Linked DNA regions of Homo sapiens: region 2 is linked to region 1. The links are chromatin contacts, found by Hi-C or POLR2A ChIA-PET in ENCODE. All regions are on one chromosome and are shown on one strand. Each heading gives the region's core, a stretch centred on a gene start or an enhancer-like site at or near the end of the contact. The rest is flanking DNA. Distances are from core to core; before and after follow the strand shown. Region 1 has its middle 84 kb from the start of RTN4. Region 2 overlaps CLHC1 (clathrin heavy chain linker domain containing 1).

Region 1 (4,574 bases), core at 1,160-3,659:
CCAGCACCTGGAAGGGGCCGTGTGCACAGGTGTTTATTGAAGTTTTGCACATGCTCACTTGAGGTATTCTTCCCTTATCAGTTGAGTGTTCCTGGAGGAAGGTTATAGACCAGTGAAACTTTGCCCTGTTGCTTCTTAGTGTACATGCTTGAGCCCACTCACCCAACTTCTGAGATCTTATCAGGAAGCGGCTGATCACCAGCTTTAGGTGTTTTCTATCTATTGGGAGACTGCCTTTAAGCTCTGGCACTGGCTGTGACCAATTATTATTTTAGAGAGACAGTTTAACAACCACCTGCTGGTCACCTAACATGCCTGGAGGTGGGGGCCCTCTCCTGCCTTGCTCATATCTGCCTAGCTAACTGCTCTAACAAGTGGATAAACAAACTATGATATATAATAGAATACTACTCAGCAATAAGAAGGAATGAACTACTGATACATGCAACAACATGAATGAACCTCACAATAATTAAACTAAGTTAAAGCAGTAAAAAATATATATTACTGTATAATTTTATTCACATAAAATTCTAGCAAATGCAAACTCCATATGCAGATCAGTAATTAGGGATGGGGGATTGGCAGGAAGGACTACAGCAGGGCATGAGAAAACTTTTTGGGGTTGACGGAGATGTTCATTATCTTAATTGTGATGATGGCTTCATGGTATTGTATATACACATGTCAAAACTTACCAAGTTGTGCAGTTTATTGTGTGCCAATTATACTTCAGTAAAGTGTAAAAAAAGAAGCAGAATGATTTAAATGTTTTAACACCATATATTGAAAATGTTATCTTTTAAACGTATAATTGAGGCTGGGCATGGTGGCTCACGCCTGTAATCCCAGCACTTTGGGAGGCTGAGGTGGGCAGATCACTTGAGACCAGGAGTTTGAGACCAGCCTGGCCAACATGGTGAAATCCCATCTCTACTAAAAATACAGAAATTGGCCAGGAATGGTGGTGTGCACGTGTAATCGAGCTACTCAGGAGGCTGAGGCCTGAGAATTGCTTGAGCCTGGGAGGCGGAGGTTGCCGTGAGTCAAGATTGAGCCACTGCACTCCAGCCTGGGTGACAGAGCAAGACTCCATCTCAAAAAAAAAAAAAAAAACCAAAAAAACAAACATATAATCAATATAAAAATTACTAGTGAGATTTTAAAACTATTATTTTTGTGCCATCTTTGAAATCTTATGTGCATTAAAAACATTTTTTTAATAGAAATGGAGTCTCACTATGTTGCCCAGGTTGATCTTGAACTCTAGGCCTCAAGTGATCCTTCCCCCTTGGCCTCCCCAAATGGAATTGTAGGTGTGAGCCACCATGCCTGGTGCTATGTGCATTTTACACTTACAGCCCAGCTCACTTCCGACTCACATTTCAAGTGCTCAACAGACACATGTGACAAGTGGCTACTATGTTGGACAGCAGAGATCTAGACCCTCTAGTGAAGCCCCGATCAGAATTGTTTCCTCCTCAGGACTGGGCAAACCCTGAGTAAGTAACTCCTCGCATTTACTTCTGAAGCGGTTTTGAGTTGCCTCAAGAGCCCTTTTCGGTGGGCCCAAAAAGCTTGGGCACTCAGGGGGCTGCAGGTCAGAGGCTGGCTCTGGAGAATTAGATTATAAACCTAGAACTCTGTGTAAGCTCCCACCTCCCGCTTCACCCACCCTTTCTTCTTCCTCATTTAAACTTGAAGAATAATATTCTCTTTGCATATTTGCTTTCTGAGAACAGCTGTTTATGTCAGGAAGCAAACTGCACTTTATTGACTGCATGCAGGAAATTGGTGCTGCTCTGAGCTAAGGTGAATGCCTGCTGGGTGGGCATCAGCCTCTGAGAGATGGAGTGAGTCTGGGGGCTGTCTCTGGACTTTGGACCTGGGGGAGTCTTATTACTGAGTGGCCTTGGACCCCACACAGACCTTCTCCAAGTCTAGGATCTGCTTTCCCATTTCCTCAGCTTCTGTCAAGAGGTCAGGAGGAGTGGGGGGAAGAGGGGAATGCTGATGGTAGTGAGATAGGAGTTCACAAGATACAAATCATAAAGACCCCACAGATAAAACAGGATGCGGTAAAGAGGCAAGTGAAAATCAATCAAAACCCACGTGACCACAAAAGCAATCTCTGGTTGTCCTCTCTGCTCGTTATACACTAATTATAATAAATTAGCATACTAAAGGAAATGCCCACTAGCGACATGACAGTTTACAAAAGCCATGGCAACCGTCTGGAAGTTACCATATATGGTCTGAAAGGGAGAGGAACCCTCAGTTGTGGAAATTCCCCACCCCTTTCCCAGAAAGCTCATGAAAATCCACTCTTTGTTTAGCATGTGATTAAGAAATCACCATCAAAATAGCCAACCAGCAGCCTTTGGGGTTGCTTTGCCTGTGGACTCTCCACCCTTTCATTCCTTTACTTAATAAACTTGCTTTCACTTTGCTCTCTTGGCTCGCTCTTCCTGTTTGGAGCCAAGAACCCACATGACTTCCTGGGCTGAACCCCAATTTTGGGGTTCACCCTGTGACATCTTGACAAGCAGTGGCTTTATCAGCCGTGTGGCTGCTGGGTCTCCTTAGGGGTTATCTGGCAGGGGCTATGTTAAGGACGGTGAGAGCTATTTATGGTTCTGTCACTTAACCAGCTCAGGGTCCCTAACTAAGTTTCCCTTCTTCTCAGGGCCTCAGTTTCTCCCTCCATAGAATGGAGGAATTGGACTAGACACCTCAAGGGTACCTTACAGCCTTGTGAGGAACAGTAGTTCTAACGGAATTGAACTGAACACATACCGGTGTGGGCAGTATCCTGCATAAGGAGGAGGTTACAAGAAATACACATGACACAGTCCTCCCGTATTATTGGGAAGTAGATTTATACCTTTCTGACAATTTTTACAAGTATTTATTGCTTTTGCAAGTAAAAAAAAGGCAGGGAGAGGGAACAAATAAACTGAAAAATAAAAAGTAAACAAGCAAAAGACAACACCGCATTCTCCATGATGTGCTTATTTCACATTGCATGCCTGTATCAACACATCTTATGAACCCCATATATAAATATACTTACTATGTACCCACAAATTTTTTTATTTTTAGTTTTAGTTTTTTGAGACAGAGTCTCAGTCTGCTGCCCAGGTTGTAGTGCTGTGGCGTGATCTCAGCTCACTGGAACCTCTGCTTCCTGGGTTCAAGTGATTCTCCTGCTTCAGCCTCCCAGGTAGCTGGGATTACAGGCACCCACCAGCACACCTGGCTAATTTTTGTATTTTAGTAGAGACACGGTTTCATCATGTTGGTCAGGATGATCTTGAACTCCTGGCTTCAAGTGATCCACCTGCCTCGGCCTCCCAAAGTACAGGATTTACAGGTGTGAGCCACCACACCCGGCCATGTTTTTTAAAAATAATAATAATTAAAAAAAACAACAACAAAACTGGAGAGTGAGAACTAATTCCTAAAATGATCGGTATATTTATTTTTAATTTTCAATTTTTTTTTTTTTTTTGAGAGACGGTCTCACTCTGTGGCCCAGGCTGGAGTGCAGTGGCAAGACCTCGGTTCACTGTAGCCTCCACCTCCCATGCTCAGGTGATTCTCCCTCGTCAGCCTCTCAAGTAGCTAGAATTGCAGGCACATGCACCATCATGCCCGGCTAATTTTTGTATTTTTTGTAGAGACAGGGGTATACCATGTTGCCCAGGCTGGTCTCAAACTCCTGGGCTCAAGCAGCCTGCCTCCCTTGGCCTCCCAAAGTGCTAGGATTATAGGCATGAACCATCACTCTTGCCTTTTAATTTAAAAGGTTTTTTTTTTTTTGAGACAGAGTCTCACTCTGTTGCCCAGGCTGGAGTGCAGTGGCACCATCTTGGCTCACTGCAACCTCTGCCTCTTAAGTTCAAGCAATTCTCCTGCCTCAGACTCCAGAGTACCTGGGATTACAGATGTGTGCCATCACACCCGGCTAATTTTTGTATTTTTAGTAGAGACGGGGTTTCGCCCTGTTGGCCAGGCTGGTCTCAAACTCCTGACCTCAGGTGATTCGCCCGCCTCAGCCTCCCAAAGTGCTGGGATTGCAAGCATGAGCCACTGCGCCTGGCCGAAAAGTTTCAAACACACATAAAAGTGGAGAGCATAGTGTAATGAATCCCCATATTCCCATCACCCAGCTTCAGCAATTAACGTACTGCCATTCTTGTTTCACCGATTTCCTCCAGCTTCTACTTTGTTTTGTTGCCAGTTCTAATGTTTTTAAAGCAAATTTCTGGTGTCACATCATTCCCCCCATAAATACTTGAGCAGATATTTAACACATAAGGACTTCTGATAAAACATGGTATACCATTAGCACAACCAACACAGTTAACAGTAATTGTTAAAATATCATGTAATAAAAAAAGAAATATGTAATAATGTTTTCAGATTTTATTATTTTTTTGAAATGGAGTCTCGCTCTGTTGCCCAGGCTGGAGTGCAATGGTGCCATCTTGGCTCACTGCAACCTCCGCCTCCTGGGTTCAAGCAATTCTCCTGCCTCAGCTTCCCAAGTAGCTGGGATTACAGGTGCACAC
Region 2 (5,092 bases), core at 213-2,712, 42 kb before region 1:
CTGTGAATTAGAGAATAACTAATTAGGCTGGGTGCAGTGGCTCACCCCTGTAATCCCAGCACTTTGGGGGGCTGAGGCGGGTGGATCGCTTGAGCTCAGGAGTTCAAGACCAGCCAGGGCAACATGGCAAAACCGTGTCTCTATGAAAAAGATACCAAAATTAGCCACATGTGGCATGCACCTGTAGTCCCAGCTACTTGAGAGGATGAGGTGGAAGGATCGCCTGAGCCCAGGGAGCTCAAGGCTACAGTGAGCCGTGACTGTGCCACTGCACTCCAGCCTGGGTGAGACACTGCCTCAAAAAAAATGAGAGAGAGAATAATTAAAACTCACTTTTATTTTCTTTTCATTAATTTAATATAGGAAGTTGAACAGACAACTTCATTTTAAATTACTTGAAAACATATTTTGGAAGATAACTTTATATTTTGAAATTATCATTACAGATATCAACTAAAATATTTTCATATAAAAATAATAATTATGGTAGAAATAAAATTATAGTGATGACAGTATTCTAAAAAGTGATCCTCTTTTATGAAGTACCATAAGTAATGCAGGTAATAGATAAGAAATGAGTTCCATAAATTGATAGATCACTAAGATATTTTTAAAAGTAAATAATATTAAATTTCTTTAACAAACAAAATGATTTTATTTCCTTAAGAAAAATATTTGTTATAGAAGCCCCATCATTAAGAGTTCTCCAGCTAGAGACAGGATAAAGAGTTTGTCAAAGAGTTTCTTCAGTCCTTGGGTTAGCTCCACTAAGGCATTTATATAAGTGTTTGAAATCATGAAAACTTGACCTATAGGTTTACAGTTATTTCATAGTTTCTAGTGGTGCCTTATAGACTCTGTGAATAAGGATGAGCCCACATTCATCACTTTCTGAGCTCCTGCCTTATAGCCTTCAACATCTGCTGCCTTAACAAGAAGGAGATGAGTGGAGATGTGAAATGTGAGAAGTGGTAGAGGGTTGAATTGAGACATGAAGAGGTTAATGATAAGGGAGGAGGAGAAGGAACTAACACGAGTACTTACCATGAGCTTGACTGAGCACTGCATGTTATATCATTAATCTTAGGGGAATCAGGTAGAGTTTAACAGTAACTGAGTTGAAATTATGTCCTTTTCTATTTTTGAAGAATCACTAAAGTATAGATTATCAAATAAGTGCCATACTATAATATTGTATTTTTTCCCCACAGATGCAGTAGAAAGTCTTATGATAAATGATTCCTTTTGCTCCATAGAAAAGTGGCAAGAAGTGGCAAATATATGTTCACAGAATGGCTTTGACAAATTATCTAATGACATCACGTCTATTCTTCGATCTCAGGCTGCAGTTACAGAAATTTCTGAAGAGGATGACGCAGTCAACCTAATGGAACATGTGTTTTGGTAGTTCTATATCTTAACCAGCTGAGGGAGCTTGTACAACACCTTATGTATGCTGGTTGGGAAAAACTGATTTTAACGTAACTAACTTATAAATAAATCTAGAGTAAGAAGATCTCAGAAATAAATCACACTTTTGTTATGATGACATTTAGATTTGTCTTTGAAATATTTATACTATTGCTTCCTTTTCCCCATATGGTCATTTCTTATATTGAATCTTGATAAAATCCAAGATTATAACTTTGTGTGAAACAGTGTAGGGCATTTTTATCTAAGGACATAAGCTAATGTCCAGATATATTACTTTCTGGTGATGTAATATGATAGCAAGAACTGAGGAAGGTGTGGGTAGTATCCTGTGTGTTAGACTGTCTTCCCAAACATGAAATGCTACAAGCCTGACTTGACCAGAAAAGCAGGAAATCATTTCAAGGTTGGACTTGCTGGCAAAAACCTAGAGTATAGTAATTTTGTACTGCTGATTTAAAGATGCGCCCCATGCTTTGATATATATAAATATGGCAAAGCTTAGGCTTCTAGTATAAAAGCTGGGACTCTTGGCATGTTATTACTTAGAGAGAAGACCAGTCGAATTTTGCATAGAAGTAGACCTGTGATACCTATAGGTATGGAAAATATGTCATAAGAAGTGGTTTTGGATTATTTCAAGTGTCTGAATAAGTATTTGATTGAAAACTCTGAAAGTTCTGTGCCATGGACAGGTGTAATATTAAAAATATTTAATGATTAGTATGGCATGGGCACAAATCAAGCAGAACAGATACCTAATTAATCAGAACAGCCTTTAGCCCTTATGCCACACCAGAGCTTACTAGCTAAATGTCATCCTTGACCATGGAACATGGTTAAAATGAGCTGCTGGCTGGGCAAGGTAGCTCATGTCTGTAATCCCAGCACTTTGGGAGGTCGAGGCAGGAGGATCGCTTGAGCCCAGGAGTTTGAGACCAGCTAGGTAACACAGTGAGATCCCGTCTCTGTTATTAAAAAAAGAAAAAAAAATTTCAAGTAAAAAATGAAAATGATCTGCTATTAGAATAAGAGCAAAGAGCATAACTTTTCCCATCCTAAATTTAAATTGAATATGTATTTTTATGTTATAGTGGAAAGAAGATGAACGGGGAGTCAGACAGCTTCATATTAAAATTCTGGTCCTACCTCTTACTCACTTATAAAATATGGGCAGTCTTCCTTAGGCTTGTTGTGAGGATTAGTGATAATGTATGTGTAGTGTAAGTGTATAACATGATAGAGGAACTTAGGAAAAGATAGCTGTAATTCCTTTGTAATCGGCCCCAGAAACACACATTTCTCTACTTAGTTTGTACTTACTAAATCCCATATGTCTACTCATTTGTATTTATATGTTTATCCTTCTTTAAAGTATTTGATATATTGGTACAACTTATTGCTGAGATTAAGTTATCTGTCCACACTTGTATTAGGGTTGCCTGGCTTATCTTATAAATTCAGAAGCATTCAAGCTGAGTTTTTAATTTTTCCATTTGGTGCTAAATAGAATACTGGATAATTATAATTCAGCTTTCTAAAACGTAGCATTTTTAAAGTAATACATGTGCATAGTTTAAAAAGCAATTTATTACTAAAAGCCTTATCAAAATAATATTTTGATTTTTGGCCTTCATACAGGCTGTTGAAAAGAGCAGATAAAGGATGGAAAAAAGGAATGGAAAGGGAGAGGTATTTCGGCAGCACTGGTTCTTTGTGTGCCAACGGCTTAAAACCTTTTTTTTTTTTTTTTTCCTTTGAGACCTATATGATTGATAGAAAGCTATTATGTGTCCATTGACAGAGCTTAGAAAAAAAAATGTCTTCATGAAAGCCAGGAGGATAAAGTAGGTATATAAATCTAGAGAAAGCTTAAACAGCGGTTGTTGTTGTTATTCTAATTTTGCCTTGTTTTTCCTTTTCTCATTATTACTCCTTCTCAGTTAGCATTGCCTTTGGCAGCTTTCCCAAGGAAAGTAAAAGTTGTCAAGTGAATATAAATTAAAATGCCTGGTGATGGAAAATGGAGTTGGGAGGAAGAGCAAGATTACAAAGTTAAATGAGGAAGGAGAAAGAATTGAGTTGTGAGCTACAGAGGGCTTTGAAGCTATAAGAGCCTCCATGTAAGCTACACTGAAGGAGGTATAATCTGGGCCTCAGCACAGAAACCTGCATTCTAGACCAGCCCCACCACTGTCTAGCTATGTGTCCTTTTCCTCATGCTTAAGATAAATTTATTTTGACTAGATACCTCCTCTTGTCATTTCCAACTCTAAAATTCAGTAATTCTGAAAAGGTACAAATTATTTCCCAATGCTTCTTGACCTTCAGCCTAAATTTCAAATACTACAATTCAACATCAGCATCAACAACATCTACCGAATACCTGTTTTGCACACAATTTCTGCTAGCAAGATTACAACCTTAATGGAAACACACAACGTATTTTAAAAGTTACTAATAATAATTCCTTAGCATTATCTAATAGCCAGTCCATATTCAAATTTCACCAGTTGCTAAAAATGCCTTTTAACATTTGAATTGTTCCAATGAAGATTTAACCAACGTTCATGTGTTCTATTAGGTCTTGCTGTCTTGAGCGTGTCTTCTCTCCTTTTTTCCTCTTGCCATTGATTGCTTTACATAGCAGTTGCAAAGCAAGGGTCATGATGAACTAAGTTTCTCTGATTTCATATTAGGTTTTCTTTCTACCATACCAGTGAGGAAAGGAAGATATTTCTTCCAAGGTCTGAAAGATTTAATTGTAACTAGTTACATTTTTGTTTATTATAGTCAAGCATGTATCAAAATGAATTTCTATTAAATTCATTCATTTGGAAAGGTTTAGAGATGTTGAACAGAAGTCTAGTCTAATGAAAAAAATTTTTTTAATATTTAGAACTTTTCCTAAATCCTGAATTAACTAAGAAATGACCATTAAATTAATCACTTTTTTAACTTTAAAAGGTGAAAACCTGTTACTTTTTAGGTGCCTGGAATTCTGTTGGATTGCTAAAGCATATGTTAAGTCAAAAATCATAGCAGAGGCCTTTTTTTTTTTTTTTAACTTTGTACATTTCATAGAAAGCTCATACATTTCTTCCATTCTTTCTCAGAAAAAAATGGCATTTAACAAATGTTCGGTGTATAAAGCTGTCAGTTTGCTAGTAGTTATAATTTGTTGTGTTCTTGAATAAAAATATATTGGGTACATAAAAAAGACACTATTATTTATATAGTTTTTTTAGTTTTTTTTTTTAATTGATAATTTTCTACAAGTACCCTCCCTACCTTGAGGATCTGCGTCTACCTATAGAGGTTTTGGCACTACTGTAAATGAGTGAAATGTATCACAGTCAGGGAAAGGAGGATCTGGGGACTTTTTGAAAGGGACAATTGTGATAAATTCCAGGCAACTTTTATTATGCAGGGCTGTGGACTCGGTGTTACCTTCTTGGAAGCTGGACATGCAGATTTGATGTGAGCAGTACTGTGTGGGCCAAACAAAACACATCTGCAGACCAGACTTGACCTGCAGGTCACTAATTTGAAACCTCTGTCCTAAACTGAGGCTAAATTTGATTTCTTGTTTCCATCAACTTTATTTTTTTTTATTTATTTATTGAGACAGTCTTGCTCTGTCACCCAGGCTGGAGTACAG

The links. A loop is a pair of places that touch in the nucleus more often than their neighbours do. ChIA-PET counts read pairs that join two places held with the same protein, here RNA polymerase II (POLR2A). Pooled maps may share reads with other maps.
Region 2: a pooled map shows a loop between it and region 1 (3-fold over the local background). The contact joins two enhancer-like sites. A Hi-C loop is called at or near these places in 5 of 168 maps with a recorded cell type or tissue (K562, dorsolateral prefrontal cortex, naive thymus-derived CD4-positive, alpha-beta T cell and 1 more) and 9 of 50 pooled maps. POLR2A ChIA-PET finds 5 or more read pairs at or near these places in 7 of 52 experiments (AG04450, CD4-positive, alpha-beta T cell, GM12878 and 4 more).

Annotation. Positions count from the first base shown.
Region 1 is chr2:55,131,751-55,136,324 of GRCh38, reverse strand. It overlaps a transcript of RTN4 not described here. Among named protein-coding and RNA genes, the nearest start is that of RTN4, 84 kb to the right of the region's middle. RefSeq lists enhancers at 2,138-2,432, 2,262-2,451, 1,753-2,665. Within about 2 kb of position 2,409, at least 23 of the 41 ENCODE cell types and tissues checked have a DNase peak (open chromatin) inside an H3K27ac peak, as active enhancers do.
Region 2 is chr2:55,172,106-55,177,197 of GRCh38, reverse strand. It overlaps CLHC1 (clathrin heavy chain linker domain containing 1), which reads left to right. Exons shown (of 13, transcript NM_152385.4): 13 at 1,212-4,651. The coding sequence ends at 1,408. Among named protein-coding and RNA genes, the nearest start is that of CLHC1, 58 kb to the left of the region's middle. Within about 2 kb of position 1,462, at least 2 of the 41 ENCODE cell types and tissues checked have a DNase peak (open chromatin) inside an H3K27ac peak, as active enhancers do.